2 separate regions of the Homo sapiens genome follow, and region 2 is linked to region 1. A link is an interaction called in ENCODE POLR2A ChIA-PET data of the cell type or tissue named here. Cell type or tissue: OCI-LY7. All regions are shown on one strand. Each heading gives the region's core, and the rest is flanking DNA. Links, peaks and the distances in the headings are about the cores only. Region 1 has its middle 490 kb from the start of ERCC4. Region 2 has its middle 410 kb from the start of ERCC4.

Region 1 (12,176 bases), core at 2,050-10,049:
CAACAAGGACGCATTGAGTTCTCTTCATTCTTCTACTATCTTTATGTCAGGAAGAGCTCTGTCCCTTTTAAGGACTCATCTGATTAGGTCAAGTCCACCCAGGTAATATCTCTTTTGATGAATTTGAAGGCAATTGATTTGTAACCAAACCATAGAAGCCATATCCAATCCCATTCACTGGCCCCACACAGTCCCAAGAGAGGGGATTCTATACAGTATGTACAGGAAGGGCAGGAATTGTGGAGGGTCTCTTAGAATTTTCCTAACTCACGCCAATTCTGCATTACTGCAGGAAATCCAGTCCTCTCCTGAATATCTCACTAGGAAGTAATCTGTTACAGTGCTCCGCATTGAGCTGGGCTCAAAAAGCAACTGATAAATGAATCAAAGTGCTCCTGAATGTAATGACCTTGTGGCCAGCCCCTCTCATTTGCTACTCCAATGTTGCCCACTTCTTGGCCACTTCTGGCCTTATCATCACATTCCAGGCTTCTCTGCCTGTCTCTTCTGCTCCAAACCCCTAGGCATCAGCCCTCCAAGGCAACACTAGCAGAAGGTCAATGCCTGACTGCAGTAAGATTGGGAGAGGAAAAGGCCAATGAAGGCCATCACAAAACAGGGAAAAATGAAATCATGCGAAACTGGGTACCAGGCATCACTACTCCTTAAGTCCAAATCATATCCCGTCAGAAGTCCCTTACTGGTAGTCTCTCACCTTAGATGAGAGCTCAGAAAACTTTTATAAATATGTTAGATTTTGCAAGCCATAATGTCTCTGTTGCAGCTATTTAACTTTCACCTGTAATGCAAAAGCAGTCATATATGATATGTAAACAAATCGGCATGGCTATGTCTCGGTTAAAATTTATTTATAAAATAAAGCGTAGACCAGAATCAGCCTTTGATTGCTTCTGGCTTAGACCCTGGCTGCTTTAAGGCTTTGGCCTATTCTCCCAGAATGGAGTCTTCAGGTATCTTTGTTTCTTTACCCTCCTGGATGAAGGAAACTCTTGTCCCAGGCCAGGAGAGGAAAGTGAAATCATCATAACATCCAAATAAACTCTTCATTCAAAGAGAACCACTCCATATATATACCATGGAATACTACACAGCCATAAAAAGAATGATATCATGGCCTTTGCAGCAACATAGTTGCAGCTGGAGGCCATTATCCTAAGCGAATGAATGCAGAAAAAGAAAATCCAATACCACATGTTCCCGCTTATAGGTGGGAGCTAAACAATTGGTATACATGGGCATAAAGATGGAAACAATAGACATTGGTTACTTCAAAAGCAGGGAGGGGCTGCGTGCGGTGGCTCACACCTGTAATCCCAACACTTTGGGAGGCCAAGGTGGGCAGATGGCTTGAGGTCTGAGACCAGCCTTGCCAACATGGCAAAACCCCATCTCTCCTAAAAATACAAAAATTATCCAGGCATGGTGGCACGTTTCTGTAGTCCTGGCTACTCAGAAGGCTGAGGCAAGAGAATTGCTTGAACCCAGGAGGTGTAGATTGCAGTGAGCTGAGATTGCACACCTGCACTCCAGCCTGGGGGACAGAGTGAGACTTCGTCTCAAACAAAAACAAAAACTAAAACAAACATAAATAAGCAAAAGCAGGGAGGGAAGAATGGGGGTAAGGGCTGCAAAGCAACTTACTGGGTACTATGTTCATTGTTTGGGTGAGGGGTTTTCTAGAAGCCTCAGCATTATGCAATACACTCGTGAAACAAACCTGCACATGTAACCTCGATCTAAAATAAAGTAAAAATAAATACCTTTTTAAAGAGAAAGAACCACTCATTCACATGAACATAAAAAAGAGTTTTAACTTCCTGTTGTCCTGAACTTTGTCATTATGGATTTTGCACTACCTTGGAAAAACTCATTTGAGAGTCGTTGTTATTTGCTTGTTTGTTTCTTCCTAGAGAAGATCCCCAAGCCACAGGAAGACCCCAGAGTAACTCTGATACTGTAGTTGTTATTGTGGCTTTGCCTGATCCTGCAAGCCTAGATGGAGTTCTTGGGGGCTGCCCAAGGTCAAGTACTTGTGCTTTGCTTCCTATCAGTCATTCTGTAGGGTAAGCTAACGAACAGGAAACAGACAACACAGAACAGTTATCTTCCCCTTTCTGAGCCCACTCTGAAGGTCCCTGCTTGCCTTCTTCTTTTTCCTTCCTTTTGTAATAGGAACTTCACAGTTCAAAGGCTTCTGCGGAGAGTTTGGCAGAAAATGTAGTTTAAGCTGCAACTTGCTGTAATCATAATAGCTGCCGTTTATTGGGAGCTTACTACACGTCAGGATCCTTGCGAAGTGTTTTATATGTGTTATCTCATTTAATTCTCACAACAATTTTATGAGATCGGCCCCATTCCTTTTTCCATTTTATGCACAGAAAACTGCAGTGTCAAGAGGTTAATCAGCTTCCCTAGGTACACGGAGCCAGAAAGTGGTGGAGTCTATTCAGAATGCAGATCTCTCTCACTCCAAAAGGAGTTCTCCCAAACATGACACCAAAGAGCGTCTGCATCTGGGAGATAGAGCCCCCACTGGGAGGCACTGTCTGTGTACCTTTCCCCTGCCATCAGGGTGATGGAAGTTTATGGCCCACCTCATAGAGGGCGCCACAGAGAATCTTGACATTCTTTTTAGACCAAGGCCACTTAATAAAGTACTTCTATTGATCGTTCGAAGTAAATAAGTTCAAGACAGGCTAGAGGGCTTAATTTCAGACAGAACAATACATTAAGAGGAAGCAAAGGCCACATGGCTAACTTAATAAAGCTTCTTCACTTAGGGCATCTTTCAGACCACATCAAAAAATAACACTGAAATTGAATGGCTGTACATAAATAAGTCAGAATTGACATCATCCTCACCTCGCAGTGTGGTTTATGAATGGCGTTGACAGTAATTAAACACTTCTCAGCTGCAAGTATCACCAAGCATTCTATTTACATTATCATACTTAATTTTCACAATAATTCTCTGCATTAGTCAGGACAGTCTAGGCTATGCTGCAGTAACAGGCAACCCCCAAATCCTGGAGGCTTAAAATCGGAAAGGTTTATTTCTCACTCATGCCGATTGTCTACTACAGTCAGCTGGGGAGTTTGCTGCTCTGGGACCAGGCTAGCAGAATATTCTGGAATGTTTTATCAGGAACTTTCCTAATTGGTATCTGAAACATTGTTGGCTGGCATTGCAAGAGGGGAAAGGGAGCTCTGGAGAGCATATGACTTCATCAATTAAATGCTAAGCTTAAAATGTCACATGTTGCTTTTGTACAAACTCATCAGCCAGAGTCACACGTCAAAGAGAAAGAAATAAAATATTTGCTCTAAGGCAAATGTCATCCTTATCCTGCCTTTTATAAAAGAGGAAAGAGAAGCTAAGGCGCTTATCCAAGGTTATGCAGCTAGATGAATGGTTGAGGCAAGATTTGACTTTCTGACTTGACTCTTCACCCTCTCTGTTACAGATGGAAGTGTAAACAGGTTTCTACAGTATAAAAGAAGATTAAAACGCAACAGCATTTTAAACAAAAATTAAAGCTCAAAAGAACTGTAGGGAATGAACAATTCTAATTGGGAGGTGAAAGATTTAAAAAAGAAAAAAACAAAGCCTTGTGGAAGACATGTGGCTTGAGTTGAATGATGAAAGACAGGAAGGACATTCCAGGAAAAAGTAGAGGGAAGTGGAGGCATAGAGAGGGAAGAACAGAGGATAAGTTGGGACATGAATGACAGTGTGGCTGGAGAGAGAGAGGGAACTTGAGAGAAAGAGATGAGTAGAGACAGAGCAGGAAATGAGGCAAAAAGTGGACTGGCAACAGACAACAGGTTTTATTCTCCTAGCTGTAAGGAGAGGCAAACAGGGTATTATTCCAGAATAACTGAAACCCACAACTAGAAAATGCACTGAAACACAAACCCACTCAATAATGGGTCAAAAGCCTTATCTTCTATAGAATCACAGTAGTCCTAGAGTTCTACAGAGTGCTTGGCACATTGCAGATGTTTGATAAATATTTAGAGCGCATTGAATGATTTCCAGAAGTGTATATGAGGTTTAGAGTTTGCTCCGAGGACAAAACAGAAAGAACTACGAAAAATCTAAGCATAAAGGAAGCCCTGCAAAGAATTTTCTAGGTTGAATTTGTCACTGAAGACACAGAACATCAACATACTGGCAAACATCCAAGCCAATAAGAAGATGCAAACTGTGTGGTCAAGGTTTAACTAGTCTTGTGATGAAAGGGACTGCCATATGGGATTGTTTTTATTTGTTGTGGGTAATTTTCTGTGGAAGAGTATCCTTCTAACCTAGCATAATGAAGCTGATTATTTGTGCTTAGAATAACTAGCAAGAAAAACAAAGAAAGAGAGAGAGAGAGAGAGAAATTCATTCAAAAACATTGGAGTTAAGTTACATCCTTGGCAGAATTTCATCAGTGGAGCCCTCCTGAATGGATGACCAAAAAGCTGTCAAGGGCTGGCTTGTCAAATACATTGACCAAGAGCTCAAAAAAATTGGGTTTTATAGACACAAACTCTAAGTGGAGAGAGAATTCTGCTCTGGGAAACTTGGTGATCTCCAACCTTGAAGATAGTCATAAAACCTCCTGATGGATAGCTTCCTTGAAGTGGGTCATTCTTTTCATTTCATGCCCAGATGAATTCTGCACACTAAGAAGAAACTTAGAAGACCTAAACATTGGATAAATAGTGCTCAGGGAAGAGAAGTTATTTTATTAATGAAGGGTCTTGTCTGTTGGGCTGATGATCTTGGAATATATCCTGAGACTAGTGGTGAACATTCCTTAAAAGGGGACACTCAAATTTTATTTTATTGTTTTATTGTTTTTTTTTTTTTGAGTCAGAGTCTCACTCTGTTGCCCAGGTTGGAGTGCAGTGGTGTGATCACTCACTACAACCTCCGCCTCCCAGGTTCAAGTGATTCTCCTGCCTCAGCCTCCTGAGTAGCTGGGATTACAGGTGCATGCCACCAGGCCTGACTAATTTTTGTGTTTTTTAGTAGAGACCGGGTTTTGCTATGTTGACCAGGCTGATCTCAAACTCCCAGCCTCAAGTTATCTGCCCGCCTCAGCCTCCCAAAGTGCTGGGATTACAGGCGTGAGCCACCAAACCCAGCTAAATTTTAGAAAGATCACTAGGCAGCTGGGTGGAGGATGGATGACGGGATAGTTTTGCAGTGGCGATGGCACTGAAGGTTGATAGCAATAGACCAGGTGAGAAATAACAAAGATCTCAATTTTAGTAGTAATGATAGGAATATAGAGGAGCAAACTTATATTAATTTGCTAGGTCTACCATAACAAAATACCACAAACTGGGTGGCTTAAATAAGAGAAATGTATTGTCATACAGTTTTGAAGGCTAGAAGTGCAAGCCAACAGAGTTGGTTTTTTCTGCGGGCTGTAAGGGAAAATGTATTCCATGCCTCTCTCACAGCTCTCTGTGGTTTGCTGGCATCCCTTGTCTTCTGCTGCATTACCCTGATCTCTGCCTTCCTCTTCACATAGTGTTTTCCTGGGTGTCTTCACATCGTCTTCCTTCTTTGCATGTCTGTCCCTATGTCCAAATTTCTCCTTTCTATAAGGACACCAGTCATATTGGATTACAGGCCCTCCCTACTCCAGCATCACTTCTTCTTAACTAATTATATCTGCAAAGGCTTTATTCCAAATAAGGTCACACTGTGATGACCTGGAGTTTAGGAATTCAACATAGGAATTTGGGGGTTACATAACTCAAATCATGACAGGACCTATTTCAAAAGTATGTTGGAGTTATAGTTAAAATGACTTGATAACTAATTGAATGTGCTTGGTTATTTATGAATTAAGACAGTTTGCAGATGATGTATCAGCATATAAAGATGATATTTGCCGTTTACCAAAGGATAAACAATAGCGACAATGTCCTTGTTATGAGCTAAATTGTGTCTCCCCCAAATGTATATGTTGAAGTTCTAACCCTTAGTATCTCAGAATGTGACTATATTAGGAGATTGAGTCTTAAAAGAGATAATTAAGGTTAAATGGGATCCTTAATGTAGGTCCCAATACAACGTGATTAATATCCTTGTAAGGAGGAGAAATTAGAACACTGACACACCCAGAAGAAAGGCCATGTGAAATCAGAGGGAAAAGACAGGCATCTATAAGTCCAAGAGAAAGAACTCAGAAAAAAATAACCCTGCTGACACCTTGATCTCAGACGTCTTGTCTCTAGAACGGTGAGAAAACAAATTTGTGTTGTTTCAGCCACCCAGTCTGTGATACTTTCTTAAGGCAGCCCCTAACTGATGAATACAGTCCTTAATAATCTAATGACAGTCATTTGAGTATTGTGGGGACCAGTGCAGGAGACAAAACTTTGGACGCGGAAACCATCCTGTGTCTCCATGTAACTTGATTCTTATGTATTTAGGGACAAATTTCATGTTGCCTTTTGGAATCTGATGATTTGCAAACTCCGGTGGGCCTGAAGCCCAGAGGAAGAAGCATTTATAGGACACTCCACTGTAACAAGTCCTAGTATCCTAAACACCACCAAGTTGTTTGCCCCTGGCACCCTTACCCGGTGGGTTTTCAGACGTAATGTCTGCTCGACATTACATCTGATGAAAGAATACTTTATCTTTCATCAGGAGGGAAAATAAGTTGGATAGAAAAGAGGATTAGACAGACCAGGCATGGTGGTTTATTCCCATAATCTCAGCATTTTGAGAGTCTAAGGTAGGAGGATCACTTGAGGCCGGGAGTTTGAAAGCAGCCTGGGCAATATAGCCAGAACCCATCTCTAAACAAAAAAAAAAAAAATTTTGTTTTGATTAGCTGAGGGTGGTGGAACATGCCTGTAGTCCCAGCTACTTGGGAGGTCAAGGTGGGAGGATCTCTTGAGCCCAGGTGTTCGATGCTACAGTGAGCTATTATTGTGTCACTGCACTCCATCCTGGGCAACAGACCTAGTTTCTGTTTCTAGAAAAAAAAAAAAAGAAAGATGTATATTTTGAAAATGGAGGTTGTTGACTGTTCTGACATTGCTAACTACTGCAGAAGCAGAGAAGGTCTCCTCAGGAGATATGATTGAGCAGAGGCTGTTTGGGAAACCTCTTCAGCTAGTTGAGGGAAATCTCCTACACATCCTCCAAGACCCATCTCAGATTACCCTAACTGAGGAAGCCTGCCCAGATAAGCTGCATGGTCCACCCTAAATTCAGCTCCTTGAATTTGACCTCCCCTCATCCCACACACAAAACCTTCACTGCTTAGGTGCCTTTTTCTCCAACTAAATGGTGAGCTCTTCTAAAACAGAAACTCAGTTGTTCACCTTTGTAGCCATGGACCCCATCATCATGTCTTGGAGTGGGCAAATACTCAGATGGGTCGAATAGGGAAAAAAATAACTGATGGCCAAAAGCAATTTCTATTGAAGTTCATTACCTATAAACTTCCAGTTAAGGAAATTTCCACTGAACTCAAATATGTGATGCTTTCTTGCTTATATTTTTCAACATGCAACTTATTTTTATCAAGGCCTTATCAGGCTAAATGGCCAGCATCAAAACAACAGCTTGAAGCAAGAAAGGGAAAAACAAACAAACATTTGGTCCACTGTTTTCTTGTCTTTTTATTTTTTTTCCAACACAATGCCCAGTGGTCCATTTTGTAGTTTACACGATTTTTCTCATTGATGGATTAATCTGAGAATCCACTGACCTCAACAGTAGCTTCTGGACTGACTCAGCTCCCTGCCTTCTCATAGTGAGTGCTTAGACAAACATCTGCTGGAGAATTAAGACCTGTAAGAAAATATGTATTTAATTTGAATAACAAAATAGGCCGGGCAAGTGGCTCACGTCTGTAATCCCAGAACTTTGGGAGGCTGAGGCGGGCGGATCACCTGAGGTCAGGAGTTCGAGACCAGCCTGGCCAACATAGAGACACCTCATCTCTACTAAAAATACAAAAATTAGCCAGGCTTGGTGGCACACGCCTGCAGTCCCAGCTACTCAGGAGGCTGAGGCAGGAGAATCTCTTAAGCCCCGGAGGCAGAGGTTGCAGTGAGCTGAGATCATGCCGTTGCACTGGAGCCTGGTTGACAGAGTGGGACTTCATTTCGAAACAAACAAAAAAGCTTAAATAACAAAATGAAAATAACCTCTCTTCATGTCATACCCAGACTTGTAAATTCTGTTATGAATTTCTAGGCTATAATCTCTGATAGGTAAAAAGTCACCCAACCAATTGAAAAGGCTGGTAAGTCCACCCTCATTCCTCTTATCTGTACACTTCCAAGTTCAGAAGATGTAGGATATCTGTATTCTTTGTCCCTTTTAGCATAGATGCCTGTTCCCCAGGAACACTGGGCAGGTGACTATTTGCAAGCCTGTAAATAAATAAAAGTTGCAAATCTGGAATGGAGGGTGAGAATTACTTTCTAAAAATGACTTATGGTGATGCGTTGAGAAAGAAGAGAATTGGAGGCCAATGAGCTGTGAAATGATTCAAACGGAGGGTGATATTCTAAAGTATTCCAGAGTTTGCATTCTAGACAAGGCTCTAGAGTCATAGAAAAAATAGTTATCCACAAAAATTGACACAACCCAAATTTAACAGTATATTTTTTAGATTTCTGTTAGTTTGTTTTTGCTTTTTTTTATGGCAGTCATTTCAGTTCAAGTCCACAAACAAATATTGTGGACCTACTATGTTCAAAGCACAGGAGTGAAAGGCATATAAGTGATTATAATATAATTTTGGTATCAAGATGTTAACAGAGTAGTATGCAGCCATAAAAAAGAATAAGTGCATGTCCTTTGCAGGGACATGGATGAAGCTGGAGGCCATTATCCTTAGCAAACTAACACAGGAACAAGAAAACAAATACTACATGTTCTCGCTTATAAATGGGAGCTAAATGATGAGAACACATGGACACACTGAAGGTAACAACATACCCTGGGGTCTATCGGAGGGTGGAGGGTGAGAGGAGGGAGAGGATCAGGAAAAATAACTAATGGGTACTAGGCTTAATGCTTAGGTGATGAAATAATCTGTACAGCAAACCCCCATGACACAAGTTTAGCTAAGTAACATACCTGCACTTGTAACCCTGAACTTAAAATAAAAATTTTAAAAAATGCTATATTAAAGCTTGAAAATGAAAAAAAAAAAGACAATAAATTGTGTTTATAATAGGGATAGTCATAGTTACAACTTATTAATGCTTACCATGTTCTTCTAGAAAAATCAGTAGTGCAGAGTGGCAAGATGATAAACACAGGAGGCAATAAGCCTCCAATTAAACTTCAGATCCACCATTTAACTCACGGTGTGACTTTGAGAGATTTCCTCAATCTGTCTGCATCTCAGTTGCTCGTCTGTAAATCTGAAGTAACCAAAGTATTAAAAGAGTTATTGTGAAAATCAAATGGGTTAATACACATAAAGTACTTAGAAAAATGTAGTTAGTGCTGTGTGTGTTAGTTATAATTGCTATTATCTCTATGTGCATGAGATACATCACATATATTGTCTTTTGGGGCAAACTGCTATTATCCTTATTTCATGGGTGAAGAAAGAGGTCAGAGAGATTAATGTGTTCAAGGATACAGAGCAAGTAATGGTTAAAGCAAGGATGCAAATCTCAACCTGCCTCTAAGATTCATGTTCTCACCACCACATGTCACTGCATACAAGGTAAGAAATATTAATATAACACAAAAGGAAATATGTGAAAAAGGAGGCTTTGGGTAAAAACTCTGGGAATGCAAGGGGAAATGGATAGATTCATAGAAGAGGTAGCATTGGAACTGAGCTTGGAGGAAGGATTTGTCCACTGACTAACCTACCTTGTATCCCCAGGATAGGCAGCCCTGGTGTGCTTTGGCTTTGACCATCTATTGTCTGATTTTTGTCAGCTTGGTGATATTGCTTGTGTGTATTAGTCAGGGTTCCCTAGAGGGACAGAACTAATAGGATAGATGTATGTATGAAAGACAGTTTATTAAGGAGTATTGACTCACACGATCACAAGGTGAGGTCCCATAATAAGCCGTCTGCAAAGCTAAGTAGCAAGATACCCAGTACGAGTCCCAAAACCTCAAAAGTAGGGAAGCCAACAGTGCAGCCTTCAGTCTGTGGTCTAAGATCCAAGAGTCCCAAAGCTGAAGAACCTGGAGTCCAATGTTCAAAGGCAGGAAGCATCCGGCACGGGAGAAAGATGGAGGCCAGAAGACCCAGCCAGTCTACTCTTTCCACATTCCTCTGCCTGCTTTTATTCTGGCCATGCTGGCAGCTGATTAGATTGTGTCCACCCAGATTGAGGGTAGGCCTTCCTTTCTCAGTCCACTGACTCAGATGTTCATCTCCTTTGACAGCACCCTTGCAGATGCACCCAGGAACAATACTTTGCATCCTTCAATCCAATCAAATTGGCGCTCAATATTAACCATCACACTGTGTTAGACAAGCTATGTTTTTTTTTTTTTTTTGAGATCGAGTTTCAGTCTGTCACCCAGGCTGGAGTGCAGTGGCGCGATCTCGGCTCACTGCAAGCTCCGCCTCCCAGGTTCACACCATTCTCCTGCCTCAGCCTCCCGAGTAGCTGGGACTACAGGCGCCCGCCACCAAGCCCAGCTAATTTTTTTGTATTTTTAGTAGAGATGGGGTTTCACCGTGTTAGCCAGGATGGTCTTAATCTTCTGACCTCGTGATCCGCCCACCTCGGCGTCCCAAAGTGCTGGGATTACAGGCATGAGCCACCGTGCCAGGCCTAGAAAAGCTATGTTTTATACATAGTAAGTACTCAATAATTCTCATTAGAATGAAGAATAAATGAACGAATAAATGAATAGGAGAGGATTGGTATTTCAGGTTTTTAGTGGAACTTCAATTAAGCAAGTCGGTAGCATTCAACCAGCCCATTAGCCAGTCTTCTGATTACAAAGTAGTTGGAGCCTGTTTTGTTTAGAAAGAGATTGGTGCTTTTCAGAATGCACTGTGAGCAGAGAAAGCCTTTGGGGCTTAATTAATAATCCCTGTTTAAAATGAAAAATACACTAAAACTACAAATGTGTTGTGTGACAAGATTTCAGCCCTGTAGGTAATCTGTTCTTTTTTCAAACATACTTTCCTCTCTATTTACTGAATCCATTATGTTAATTAAGGAAAACACCAGCTTCCAGGAATATCCCAAGGATTTGTTTTTGATTTTTGTAGTAAAGCCTCTATCATTTTAACCATATTTATTCCCTGAAAGGATAGATGTACCCATTCTTAGAATCTTTTTTTTTTTTCAGTAAATGTAACTGAGATAACTATATGTCAGGAGCACTTAGAACTGCAAAGACTTCAAAGAGGTTCAGCAAGAACTCTCCCCACAAGGAATCTGAAATGTGGTTGAAAAGATGAGATAGATGCACATAACAAAGTTAAATAAAACATCAGGCAAATGACAGTAAACTATGTCACAAGAAAGGACAGAAAGCTGTGTGTGATCAAGCCCACCTTGGTGGAAAATGACACTTGTTCCAGTGGGGGTTTTTGTTTTTATAACTTTACATTCTTTGGAATATGACTGGAAAAGGCACTTTTCAATGAGTCAGCTAATACACAAACTATCCCAACCCTTTGAAAATTACTTCTGCTGGGCTCAGCCTTGGCAAAAACCTGAGGGGAAAAAAAAGAGTACATCCTACAGCCTCTGATGTTATCAAGCCAGGTTCATTCTGCCCACACGCAGCAAGCCAATCACTGAGGTGACAGGTTTTGCAAAAGAGTGAAGATTTGATTCACAAGGCTGCTGTGCTGGGAGACAGAAGAACAAATCTCAAATCCTCTCCCTGAACATAGGGCTTGGGGGTACTTCTGGGATAGGAAGCAAGGTGGTCTAAAGTGTGAGGAAATGTGATTGTGTGGTAGGAAAGGTGAGGGAATCAGGTTTCTGTGCAAGCATAAGTGAGCTGTATGGCTCTTCACAGGACTCATGTGAAGAAAATGATGGCTTTAGCATAACTTGAGGGTGGAGTTTTGGACCTCTGCTGTCAAAAGTCACTGTTGGGGCACCCTTGTAGGCCCAGTTGAAGGGTCAGCTATCTGAACTGGCTTGAACAGAACAAGAGCTGCCCCCTAGTGTCAGAG
Region 2 (12,176 bases), core at 1,415-9,414, 75 kb after region 1:
CTGTCTGAATTTCCTGTATCTAAACCTCATTGTGCTCTGAAGTTGGGCAGGAACAAGAAAAGTGTTATTTTATCACCACCCACCAAAAATAGGAAAATGACGTAGTTTTGGCAAAGAAAGAGATGGATTAAATCAACATTATCTTACCTATAGGGTGGAATAGTATGCAGATTCTAAAAGCGGTGCTCTGTAAGAATACACAAAGGAAAATGAGTGTTATTTAAGATTAAATGAGAGAAAGCATGTAACAAAAATAGTATGTAAATAAATACCTCTACAAATTGTGAGTACATAGAGAGAAAAAGATCAGAAGAAAGCACTTCAAAAAGCCAGCATTTGTCTCTGGGTTCTGGGGTTATGGGTGATTCTTATCTTCTTCTTAATGCCTTTTTGTATTATATAAATTCTCTATAATATATTTGTACTGTTTTATAATAAAAAAACATTTATTTTTGAGGAAAGCAGAATCTCAAAGGTCACAGTGACTGTACTGTTTGTCCTCTGCACATCAGGAAGAATAAACTCTTTGATTTGGGCCCAGGGCACTTTGAACATATGAGTGCAAACCCACGAAAGGTTTATTCTGAGACAATTCAGCACAATTTCTCTGAGTCATGGAGAATGATTCTCAGACCTTTTGTCCTTGCGCAGGGGCAGTGCATCTATCCGTCTACTTACCCAAACAAAGAACAATGGTTGAGCAGGAACGATGTGCCTGGTACTGTGCTCATCTTCACACATGCAGCCCTCAGAGGCTTGATCCTCACCCCAAAGGAGTGCTGCATGGCAGGGACACAGACAAGCAAGCAAATATAGCAGCGTGGTGTGATAGATGCTTGATGTGGCTTGGCTGTGTCCCCACCCAAATCTCATCTTGAATTGTAATCCTCAGGTATTGAAGGAGAGACCTGGTGAGAGGTGACTGGATCATAGGGGCGGTTTCCCCCATGCTGTTCTTGTGATAGTGAGTGAGTTCTAACAAGAGCTGATGGTTTTACAAGAGGCTCTTCCCCCTTTGCTGCTCACTTTTCTCTCTCTTGCCGCCATGTGAGACGGTCCAAGCTTGCTTTCCCTTCACCTTCCGCCATGATTTTAAGTTTCCTGAAGCCTTCCCAGGCATATGGAACTGTAAGTCAATTTAACCTCTTTCCTTTATAAATTACCCAGTCTCAGGTATGTCTTCATAGCAGTGTGAGAAAGGACTAAAACAGTGCTGCTCTCGAGGAATGTACACAGCCCCATGGGGAATATAGAAGAACCAGCGTAAAGTTTCTGCAGTATTAATGGAAGGAAATAGCAGTTAATCTGGGTCTTGTAGGATGATGGGCCAGGTGAATGGTAGGATTTTCCAGGCACAGCAATGGAAGTGAGAGAAAGAGAAATAGAGAGAGAAGGAAAAAGACAGAGTGGAGTGTGGGGGGAGGCAGAGGGAGAGGGAGAGAAGGAGGGGCAGGGGGTTGGGGGAGAGAGAGACCAGAGACAAAAAGACAGGGATTATGTAACTACTGGTGTCTTAAATAATTGTAAACCATGTAGGAGGATGTACCAGTTAGTTATTCTTTGGCCATAAATCATAGAAACTGACTCTAACTAACTAAGGGAGAAAGGAAGCTTATTGGATTAATATAGGGCAGCTCTAAGAAGCACCAAGACATATGAACTAGAACTCCCAATGTGCAGTTTCAGGAAGCTTTAGGTAACTAAATTCCTCTGGAAGTTGCAGGAGGATGGATCACCTGTTTTCAATCCAATGTTTTACCCAAGAATAAATTCCAGAGAGGGAGCACTATAGGAGCCTAATGTCAGTCACGCAGCCACCCCTTGGCTGGAGGACGGGTGCACTTTCATTGACAGTAGAGAGTGCTCAACAAGGACAGGATAACCTTCCCAATGCCAAACCCCATACTCTTAACCTAGAACTGTAGTTTTCAACCAAGGGTGCATTTGCCTCCCAGGAAACATTTGGGAATTTCTGCAGACATTTTTGCTTGTCACAAATTGAGGGTAGGGGGAAGTGCAACTGGCATCTAGTGGGAAGAGGAAAGGAGACTGCAAACATTCTACAATACTCAGGACACCCCCTACGACAAAGAATTACTTAGTCCTGAGGTTGAAAAACTCTGATCTAGAGGTGAACATATGTGTGAAAACAGAAACTACAAAAGTCATTTAGGAAAGAGAGAAAAAGGGAGGATGGAGCCATGAAAGGAGTATAAGAAAGATAAACTTTATGCCAAGGGCAGTGGGAGGGTCTTTGAAAGGCATTTAAGCCAGAAAGAGGTGTGATATATTCATGGCAAGCATGAGCATGTCAGTACATATGACAGCACCCTCTTCACCAATTTTACAGCAATATTCTCCATTTGTAATTACATACTTTTAACATTTTTGTTTGTCTTTTCATGGCCGGCCACACATCAGTAATCTTCATTAGGGACAGAACCACATCTGCTTTATTTACTATTGTATGCTTGTGCCTAGAATGGTGCCCGGCACATAAAAGAGGCTCAATAAATATTTGCTGAAAGAGGGCGGGCACGGTGGCTCAAGCCTATAATCCCAGCACTTTGGGAGGCGAGGAGGGTGGATCACCTGAGGTCAGGAGTTGGAGACCAGCCTGACCAATGTGGTGAAACCCCGTCTCTACTAAAAATACAAAAATTAGCTGGGCATGGTGGCACATGCTTGTAATCCCAGCTATTCTGGAGGCTGAGGCAGGAGAATCACTTGAACCCAGGAGGTGGAGGTTGCAGTGAGCCGAGATCGCACCATTGCACTGCAGCCTGGGCAACAAAGCGAAACTCCGTATCAAAAAAAAAAAAATTGCTGAAAGAATGAACAAATAAATGAACAGATGGATGAATGGAAGGATGGAAGGATGGATATATAGATAAATGAATGGGTGGATGAAATAAAGGAATATATTTTAAAATACTTTGTATATCAGAGAGTATAATATTTTTAGGTCATATTTGTAAAGATTGCCTACATAGCTGTCAGATTCCCACCTACAAAATAAACCAAAGCAAGCATTTGGAGAAAAAGAAAGGAATCAAGATGATTCACACCCATGATATCTGCATTTTACAAGTTCTGGCTGAGTACATATCATGCAGGATCCCACACTAACATCTGTCTAATGTGCAAAGGGAGGAAAATGTCCACGTGCCAGACGTAGCCTTCACCTAGGAAGGCAGAGATACAGCACTAGAATAACTTTAAGGCAACCTATTAACAGAGGCTGGAATGCATGGCATACCAATCATTTATTTATTCAACAAATATATTTATTGTATACCTACCATGCGTCTGGGCACAGTACTAGATACAAAATATCCATTGTTTAAAAAGGCAGACCTGGTCTTTACCATTGCGGTATTTAAAATGCATTAGGAAAGACAGGCCGGGCGCGGTGGCTCACACCTGTAATCCCAACACTTTGGGAGGCCGAGGCAGATGGATCATTTGAGGTCAAAAGCTCGAGACCAGCCTGGCCAACATGGTGAAACCCCATCTCTACTAAAAATACAAAACAATTAGCCAGGCGTGGTGGCATGCACCTGTAATCCCAGCTACTCGGGAGGCTGAGACACAAGAATTGCTTGAACCCAGAAGGCAGAGGTTGTAGTGAGCTAAGATCACGCCACCACACTCCAGCCTGGGTGACAGAGTGAGACCTGTCTCGAAAAAAATAAGTAAATAAAAAATAAAATAAAATAAATCTACTGGGAAAGACAGATAATGAGTCAACAGAGAAATATGCAATTGCAAATTATAACAGTGGTAGTAATAAAACAATCAGAATATAGTGATAAATTAAAAAACACAGTTTGGTGGCTGACTTAACAGGGACGACATGGCAGTTCTCAAAGGGAAGGATATTTAAGCCAGAAGGATGAATAAAAACCTGCCATGCTAAGAATAAAGAAAATAATGTCTCAGGTAGTTGGAATGATAAAGCAAAAGTCTTGAATCAGGAAAAGGTTGATGTGTTTAAGAATCTCTAAGGAGCCTAGTTTGCTGGGAGCATAGTGAGTAATATGGAAAATGGCATGACACTAGTATAGCGATATAGACAGTGCTCAGATCATGCAGGGTCTTAAAGTCCATGATAAGCTCTTGGATTTTGTTTTGGTTATCTATTGCTGAGTAACAGATCACACCAAAGCTTAAGGGCTTAAAACAATAATAATTTATTATTTTTTCATGATTCTATGAATTGCTTAGGTGGTTCTTTTGTTAGCATTACCTGGGCTCTGTCATGCTGATGCATTCACCTGGATATTGGATGGAGTTGTAATGTTTAAGACATGGCTACTTGGGCTTCCTCCCAGCATGGCAGCTGGATTCTAAGAAGGAACATTCCAAAGAGGCAAAACTGAGAGCTGCAGATATCTTAAGGCCCAGCTTTAGATGGGCCCCTACCACTTTTTTGGGCTACATTGTACTGATCGAAATAAGTCACAGGGCCAGCGTTCTTGATGGAAGGAGTGACCAAAAAAAAAAAAATTGTAACTGTATTTAACCCACCACAGATTCATCCTAAATGAAATGGAAAGTCATTGAAGATTTTAAGGCGTGGATGTAATATAATGAGATTTATGTTTTCCACATGTTCACAGTAAAACTACTATGGGAATAATGAATTGCAGAGGGGCAAGAATGGAATAAGGGATGTAGCTTTACATGTTGGAAAGAGCCCACGATAGAATAAACAGGAAAGGTAAGTTAGAATAAACCTTGAAATCCAAGCACAATATAAATTATCAAAAAGAAGGAAGGCTCCCCCTCAGGTGGCATATATTCCTTAATCAAATACCTGCAAAGTAGATATTAAAAATCATCAGAGCAAATTTGCAGAAGCAGCCTAGTGTGTCAAAATGAGCATTGGCTTTAGAGTGCAACATATTCAGGTTTGGATCCTGGTCTTGCTGCTTACTAGTTAGTTTCCTGATTTGTAAATCAAAGACCTTTACCTTTAGCCCTTGGAGTTTTGATGAGGAGTTGCATAATTCACATAAAGCATTGTATTGCAATACCCAAATTGCAGTAAGATCAACACGTAAGGTTTCATTAGGATATACAAGAGAGAATTTACAAGCAGAAAGTATACACCATTTATGCGTCATTTAACTGAAATGACCACAACTAACTGATTTTCTTTTCGGAGATTTCCAAAACCCATAAGGTCCCTGTAAAGAAAGTGGCCTCACTTGGAAAACACGGGCCAGCATTGCTCAAGCTCCTGGGAACACTGCTCGAAGCCAAAGCCAAAAATAATCCCATTAGTCACATTCAAAGTGCTAAGCAGAAACAAAAAGAAATCAAAATTAATTTCAATACTTACAGTGACAGCAGCAATTAAGGTGACAAGATTATGGAAATCATCACCATCACCAGAGATCTTTGCCTAAGGGAGAAAAATAACCAGTAATATAAAGGACTAAGAAACAGAGGAATTTGAGTTCTGTTCACAACAAATGAACCACTAGCCCTCAGAGGATTTCAACTGGGCATTGCTCCATGCCATAATAATGTATTCTGTGCCCATTATATATCAACATCTTAAAGTAATTACCTCTAGTACTCACATCATCTCTATAAGAAGTATTATTGTTCTCGTCTGTGATTCAAGAAACTGAGTCACAGAAAGGTTAAACAAATTACTCAAGATCACGTTGATGAAAAGTATCAGAACCTTGATCTAAGGTCATCCTCACTTGGGACCCCACTTCCATCCCACTGCCCTATCTTTGTAGATAACAGCCTCAGGCCCCAAAAGAAATGGGATTCTTTCAGCTCCCTCTTATCTGTGACTACGTGCCAGGAATTAGAGAAAGGCTGCTCGGTGTGGTTTGAATGCTCCATAGGTTGTCCATTTTTTCCTCTTTCTGCTTTCTTGTTTGTCTCACTGCAAGTGATTGCTAACAAATTCCAGTATGGTTATCTGAAAAAGACCAAAGCACGAGAGGGGAGCAACCTGTTCTGAAATATCAGAAAAGATAGATTGCACCTTGCTGTGCAGAATGGCAAAAGCAATCATTAAAGTCAAGTGGGCCTGGCATAAGAAAGTCCAAGCAGTGCAAAGAAGCTTTTTGTGGCTCTGCCTTCTGGTCCTCTCTCCTGGGAATGGTGCCCTTCTGGGGGCTTCGTATATTCTTATTGATCACCTCTATGGAGACCTGGGGTAATGGAGAAAGAAAGCTGGTCTTTCATCTGGATTAACAAGTGGCTGATGTGGGCTAATCATATCACTCAGTCCAATTTGGAGCAAATTGGAAGGTCTTCAGAGCAAAGAAGTAGCAACAGTTACCAAGATTTTCAAGTGTATTGGTGAGGACAAATAATAGCAATAGCAGTAATTAAAATGCCAACAACACCCACTGCTGAGATGTGGAGTGGTTCACAGTCTACAATACTTCCCCTTTATTTACATTTTTATTTGTGAGTCAGTAGTTCTGTTTTCTGAGGTTCTTCAGGGGGACCTGGAAAGGGCAGAGATTCAGAAATGGTTTTAGTTACTTGGGAAATTATGTTAACCTCATGAGGTCAAGAGGCTTCTTGGGTGAGATGACTGTGATTGTTAAAGCTTGTCTTAACAGAACAAATCATGACCTCCTGGGTCTGGGTTGGTTGCAGAAACCTTTGTCCCCCCATGTCTTTGGGCAGGGAGGTGTTGACCCATCTTTTTCTGAGGCATTCGATTGTTGTTGTTTTTCATAAACAATATTCATCAAAAATCATTGCCCATTGGCCCACTGGAGAACAGTCATCTGTAACTATATCTGTACCTAACTCTGTCATCTGTACCTATATCTAGGTCCCTCTCAGAGACACAAAGCCTTGTTTGGTAAGAAGAATAGAGGAGATTAATAGGGATTTCTAAAGAATTAGCTAAACCCCAGATAAAACAAGAAGCAAATAAGTAAATCCTTGAACATTCAAGTCATTCTGCCTTAAGTAACTATCAATCTCCCTGGTAAATGAGGGAGTGGGGAAGATTTGTCAAGTTCTTTTTTCATTCCTTCACCCAGGCATTTACTCGACAACTATATCCTGAGTATCTGCCACATGCCAGGCACAGTTCAAGGGGCTTGGGGACATCAGAGAACAACAAAAAGACAACGACTCCTAGAGTTGTGTGATTTCCATCCCAACAGAGGTGTGTGGGAGGTGAGGACAACAACAATAAGGATGATACAGAGGTAATGATATAGCATATTAGCAGGTGAAAGTGCAGTAGAAATTGAAGAAAAGCAGGGGAGGAGAGACAAGGAGTGTGATGAGGAGGACGGGGTTGAAATTTCAAAGACGACGGTTGCATGGAAAAGATAACTTGAGCAAAAGACCTGATGGAATTAGACATGCGGATATCCAGGAAGAGGGAGCAGCCAATTCAAGTGCCTTCTGTTGAGAATGTGCCTGGCATGTTTAAGCAAAAACAAAGAGGATGGAGCGCCTGCGTGAAGTGAGAGAAAGGGGATTAGAAGGTGGTGTCAGAGAGCTTATGGGAAAAGAGAAAGTGGGTCATATAGGATCTGCACACCATCTTAAAGATCTGGCTTGAGACACTGGGCATGGTGCTATAATCCTAGCACTTTGGGAGGCTGAGGCAGCAGGAGCCCTTGAGGCCAGGAGTCTGAGACCAGCCTGGGCAACAGAGCAAGACCCCATCTCTATTAAAAATTTTGTTAATAAAAAATTAGCCGGGCATGGTGGTGTGCGCCTGTAGTCCCAGCTACTTGGGAGGGTGAAGCAGGAGGATCACTTGAGTCTGCGAGGTCGAAGCTGCAGTGAGCTATGATTGTACCACTGCACTCCCTGCTGGGTAACAGAACAAGATCCTGTCTCAAAACAACAACAGCAACAACCACCATGTATATATATATATATAAAATCTGGTTTGATGACTCATTGATTGTTTCACACTTACATTTCAGGCAAGAGTAACTTTGGCTTTTGTTCTATAGGGTAGATCCAACCATAATAATAATATTTTTTATATTATTATTATTGTTATTACTCCCATTTCAGAGATAAGAACAATGAGACTCAGAGAGTGCAAGTAATTTCCCAAAGTCAAGGTCATCCCAAATGGCGAGGAACAGAGTCAGGGTATTAGTAGGAAGTTGCTGACCTGATGTGATTAGAGGCATTTTGGGCCTCCAGATATCTGCCCTGTAGAATTTCTCACTGGATTAAGCATTGGCTTCTTTCTTTTCTTTCTTTTAGTGGTAGAGTACCCTGGAGCAGCGATTGTCTAACATTAGCGTAGACAAGAATGACCTGGAGCTCTTGTTCCAGATGCAGACTTCCCAGCCTCATCTTGTTTTGGGAGGTCTGAAAGGCCCAAGAATTGATGTTATTAAGAAGGAACCCAGGTGATTCCAATGCCGGGGGTTCCTGGACCATGCATTTAAGAAATGCTGCAATTAGTGCCAAAACTCTGAGTGTGGTTGAATTTACCAGATGCTTTGTTTTGCAACAGGAAGTCAAACACAGTGAGAGGAGACAGTTGTACAGAGACTGCCAGCCCTGATTCAGGTCGGGCATGTCTGTGTCTGAACAACCTCTACCCAGAGGCCAGAGCAGCCAAGCAAGATTGTGCTCGTTTGCTTGTTTGAAGGCTAGAAATGGGGTAGTAAATCCTGCTCCAGGTAGCCCAGCTCAAAAAGAAGTTATTTTCCAAAGCCGTCCGTGCCTTAGGTGCACACACTATTTTAATGATATTTCTTCTTTTCTGATTGCAACTGTAATGCATACTTATGGTGGAAACTACCACCAAGCATAAAGAAAACACAATTGTTTCTGGTTCCCACTTCTCCATGGTAACCACCAATAAATTTTGTATCTTTCCATCTAGCATTTTTTCTCTCTCTCTTTCTCTTGGTCTCTATCTCTCATCTAAATTCTCTGAGTCTTTGTTTCCTTTTCTGTAATATGGGAATAAAAGCACCTACCTTTTAGAGTTACATAATGGATGCTTAATAAATTACATTACACTTATTATTCAACTATGATTGTGTTTATTTTTTCCACTTGACATTCTATAATGAACATTTTCCATGTGTCATTAACTACTCTTCAAAAACATGACTTTTAATAGCTGCATAATGCACCATCATTTAATGAACCATAATTTATTTAACTATTCTCCTATTATTGAGCTTTGAAGTGTTTTCTAATATTTTGCTATTGGAAATAACACTGAGTACTTAAATCTTATTTTTTTAATGTCTGAATTTTTTCTTAGGATAGATTTCCAAAAGAGAAATGACAAGGACAAAGAGTTTAAACATTTTAAGGTTTTTTATGCATGTTGTTAAATTATCTTTCCAGGGTGGGGTGGGAAGTGTATACTTCCAATAGCGTTGCCAGCATTAAAAGTTACTTAAACACATGTCAGAGATGTACATGTGTCAGCATATAAATTAATGGGAATGGTGAAAAGATAAAATTCATTGTAGATTTCAAAATCCATTAAGCCTTTTGGGTATATACAACGCATTAAACTCTTTAAGAGAAGAGACTCAGAAATGTGGATGTATTTTCTCATCACTGTTCACTAGCTAAGAAACTTTCATGAGGAGAAAGACATAATTTCTCATTGGCAGGTTGCTAATATTACTCCATATCTTGAAAAACCTTCCACTCTTCTGGTTCCTATTGCTAAATTCCAATCATCCTGAAGGGGATTGATAATTGTGGCAATTGTACAAAATGATTGCTACCTGTAGAGGCAATCACTTCCGTCTCCTGCAGAACTGATGAGCAATTCATTATCAAGGATTTAATTGCTATAAACCTGTGAGGAAAAGGGATTTCTCATATGATTTCCAGGATTTTGTGCATCCGACCCTCCTTGGCTCCAAATTAGCTTTCGTGAATAGGAATTTGAAATCAGGCTGTGGCAGGAGGGTAATCACACAGTGGAGGTGCTGTGGAAATATTTGCATAATCTGTCTTGAACTTATGATGTTACCTTTAAATAGGATGCTGCACCCATGAGTGGGGTAGAATCTTCTTGAATAATTATGACAATTCCGGCAGCAAGCCCACAGCTGGCTTCAGTCAGAAATGCAAAAAAAAAAGAAAAAATTAGTTAAAAATAAGGCATATTAAGAGTTATGATGAGGCTTAGAAGCTTACTGGTTAGAGCCAGAACTCTGGACTCAGACTGCCTGGATTCAAAGCATGCCTCCATTTCCCAGCCCTTACTAGATGAACCTGAATAAGGCAGACATGTCCTGCACAATTCTCAGTAGGAATGGTGCTGATAACAGTGCCTGCCTCACATAATTGCTGCAAAGATTATCTTAGAATACCCATGTAAAGCCTCAGGCATGGAGCCCACATAAAGTAATATTATTCCTAAGGTATCTTGAAAGTTTCTTTCATTTTCCGAATTTGAATTTGCCCATGGATCTCAAGTATTTTCACCAGGAAAAACTATATTTTTAAAATTATCAGGTCTCTCTGCATGGACTCCTTGTTTTAAGAGATTGCAATGAGAAAATGTGGAATATCACTTATTAATGACCCACTGTGTGTCAGAAACAATATATTATGACATTTAATTTTTACCGACTACTTTTTAAGATAGGTGTCATTTTGTCTATTTTTATGTGATACTGTTGTGAGCCAAGCTTCAAATCCTGGTTCTCTATTGATTACCCATGTGATTTAGGGCAAGTGACCTCTCTAAGCCTCATTTTCCTCATCTGTGAAGTGGGAATAATAGTAGCCTCCACCTCACCTTACAATGGTGGCTGGCACACAGTAAGTGCTGAGATTATGCCAGATCTTATTATTATTTGTTAGTGAAAAACTGAGACTAGCCTCAGTGTCTCACACCTGTAGTCCCAGCACTTTGGGAGGCCGAGGTGGGCAGATTACCTGAGGTCAGGAGTTCGAGACCAGGCTGGCCAACATGGTGAAATCCCGTCTCTACTAAAAATGCAAAAAAATTAGCTAGGCATGGTGGCAGGCACCTGTAATCCCAGCTACACGGGAGGCTGAGGAAGCAGAATCACTTGAATCCGGGAGGTAGAGGTTTCAGTGAGCCGAGATTGTGCCACTATACACCAGCCTGGGCGATAAGAGTGAGACTCTGGCTCAAAAAACAAACAAACAAACTGAGGCTCATTCAGATAAGCGAAGTAATATTCCCAAGATCACAAAACTTATTAGTGGCTGAGCCGAGATTTGAATCCACATCTGTCTAATCCCAAAATGATCTGTTTTACTATATCACGTTAACAAACTCTACTGTGATAGAGAAACATCCATAATAATTCATTCATCCTCATAATCTTAACATCTAGTAAAATTGTAACTGCCAAACATTTTCTTACTGGTCCATCACAACCAGTGTTTTCAAGTTGTGCTGAAAGCAGTGACTCACTTTTCTCACCTGAAAGGAGTAGGTAATAATGCTTTCCTTGCAGTTTTTTCCAGGCTTAGAAGTGACTATTAAAAAATAATATTTTCTTGCTAACTAGTAGCCATTATTTTTGTTTTATAATTCCAGCCTATAGAAATAATGATAAATGACGCTTTATTCTGTGTAGTTTATTGTTGATAAATGTGAATTTTCTGGGTTTTTTTTTTGTAAAATAAAGGTAATAGACTAAGAATTGTCATCTCTGCAATCAAGGACCCTTGTCATCTACGTACTTTAGCTTGGGAACCACTGTAGTAGAAACTGTTAGTAACTATGTATTAGAACTGTGCCTGCAATTTGTGTATGTGCCACTAGGTGACAAATGTCTCTTCCTGCTTAGGCCGATTACCATTTCTCCAGGCACAGGTAACTAGAGAAAGCAAAATTTAGCACATGGTTCAGTTTGGACGTTCATCACTACATTAGCCATGTATCTTGGCTAAAGACCAAATATGACTAATTTTTATAAATCAAGAGTAACTACTAATAAATCAATTAATTAAGCAGATTGTAGTTGCACCCAAATAAAGTCATTCATAAGTAGAAATAAGACCCTTGTACTTCTCCATAAATTCTTTGGGGAAATTAGTCACTGAGATGAAACTGTATTGCTAGATATAGGGAATTCACACACAGTTGTGATATTCAAAACATTATTTCAAACAAAGAAGCGGAAATACCCAGAGTGAATAGAGACCTCAGCTTAAGATCACAAATACAACATGAGGAGAAG

What was found. Peaks named below come from ENCODE experiments on the same cell type or tissue, not always from the same donor. Only the 100,000 strongest peaks of a DNase experiment are listed, where the experiment ranks them.
Region 2: POLR2A ChIA-PET joins it to region 1 with 13 read pairs; 3 of 35 experiments call an interaction of 5 or more read pairs at or near these places.

The regions. Positions count from the first base shown.
Region 1 is chr16:13,423,908-13,436,083 of GRCh38, forward strand. It overlaps a transcript of SHISA9 not described here. Among named protein-coding and RNA genes, the nearest start is that of ERCC4, 490 kb to the right of the region's middle. In OCI-LY7, for the core only: a CTCF peak has its summit at 2,629; a DNase peak (open chromatin) is centred at 6,944; H3K27ac peaks cover 180 bases.
Region 2 is chr16:13,499,192-13,511,367 of GRCh38, forward strand. It overlaps a transcript of SHISA9 not described here. Among named protein-coding and RNA genes, the nearest start is that of ERCC4, 410 kb to the right of the region's middle. In OCI-LY7, for the core only: no CTCF peak of the experiment used is centred there; no DNase peak of the experiment used is centred there.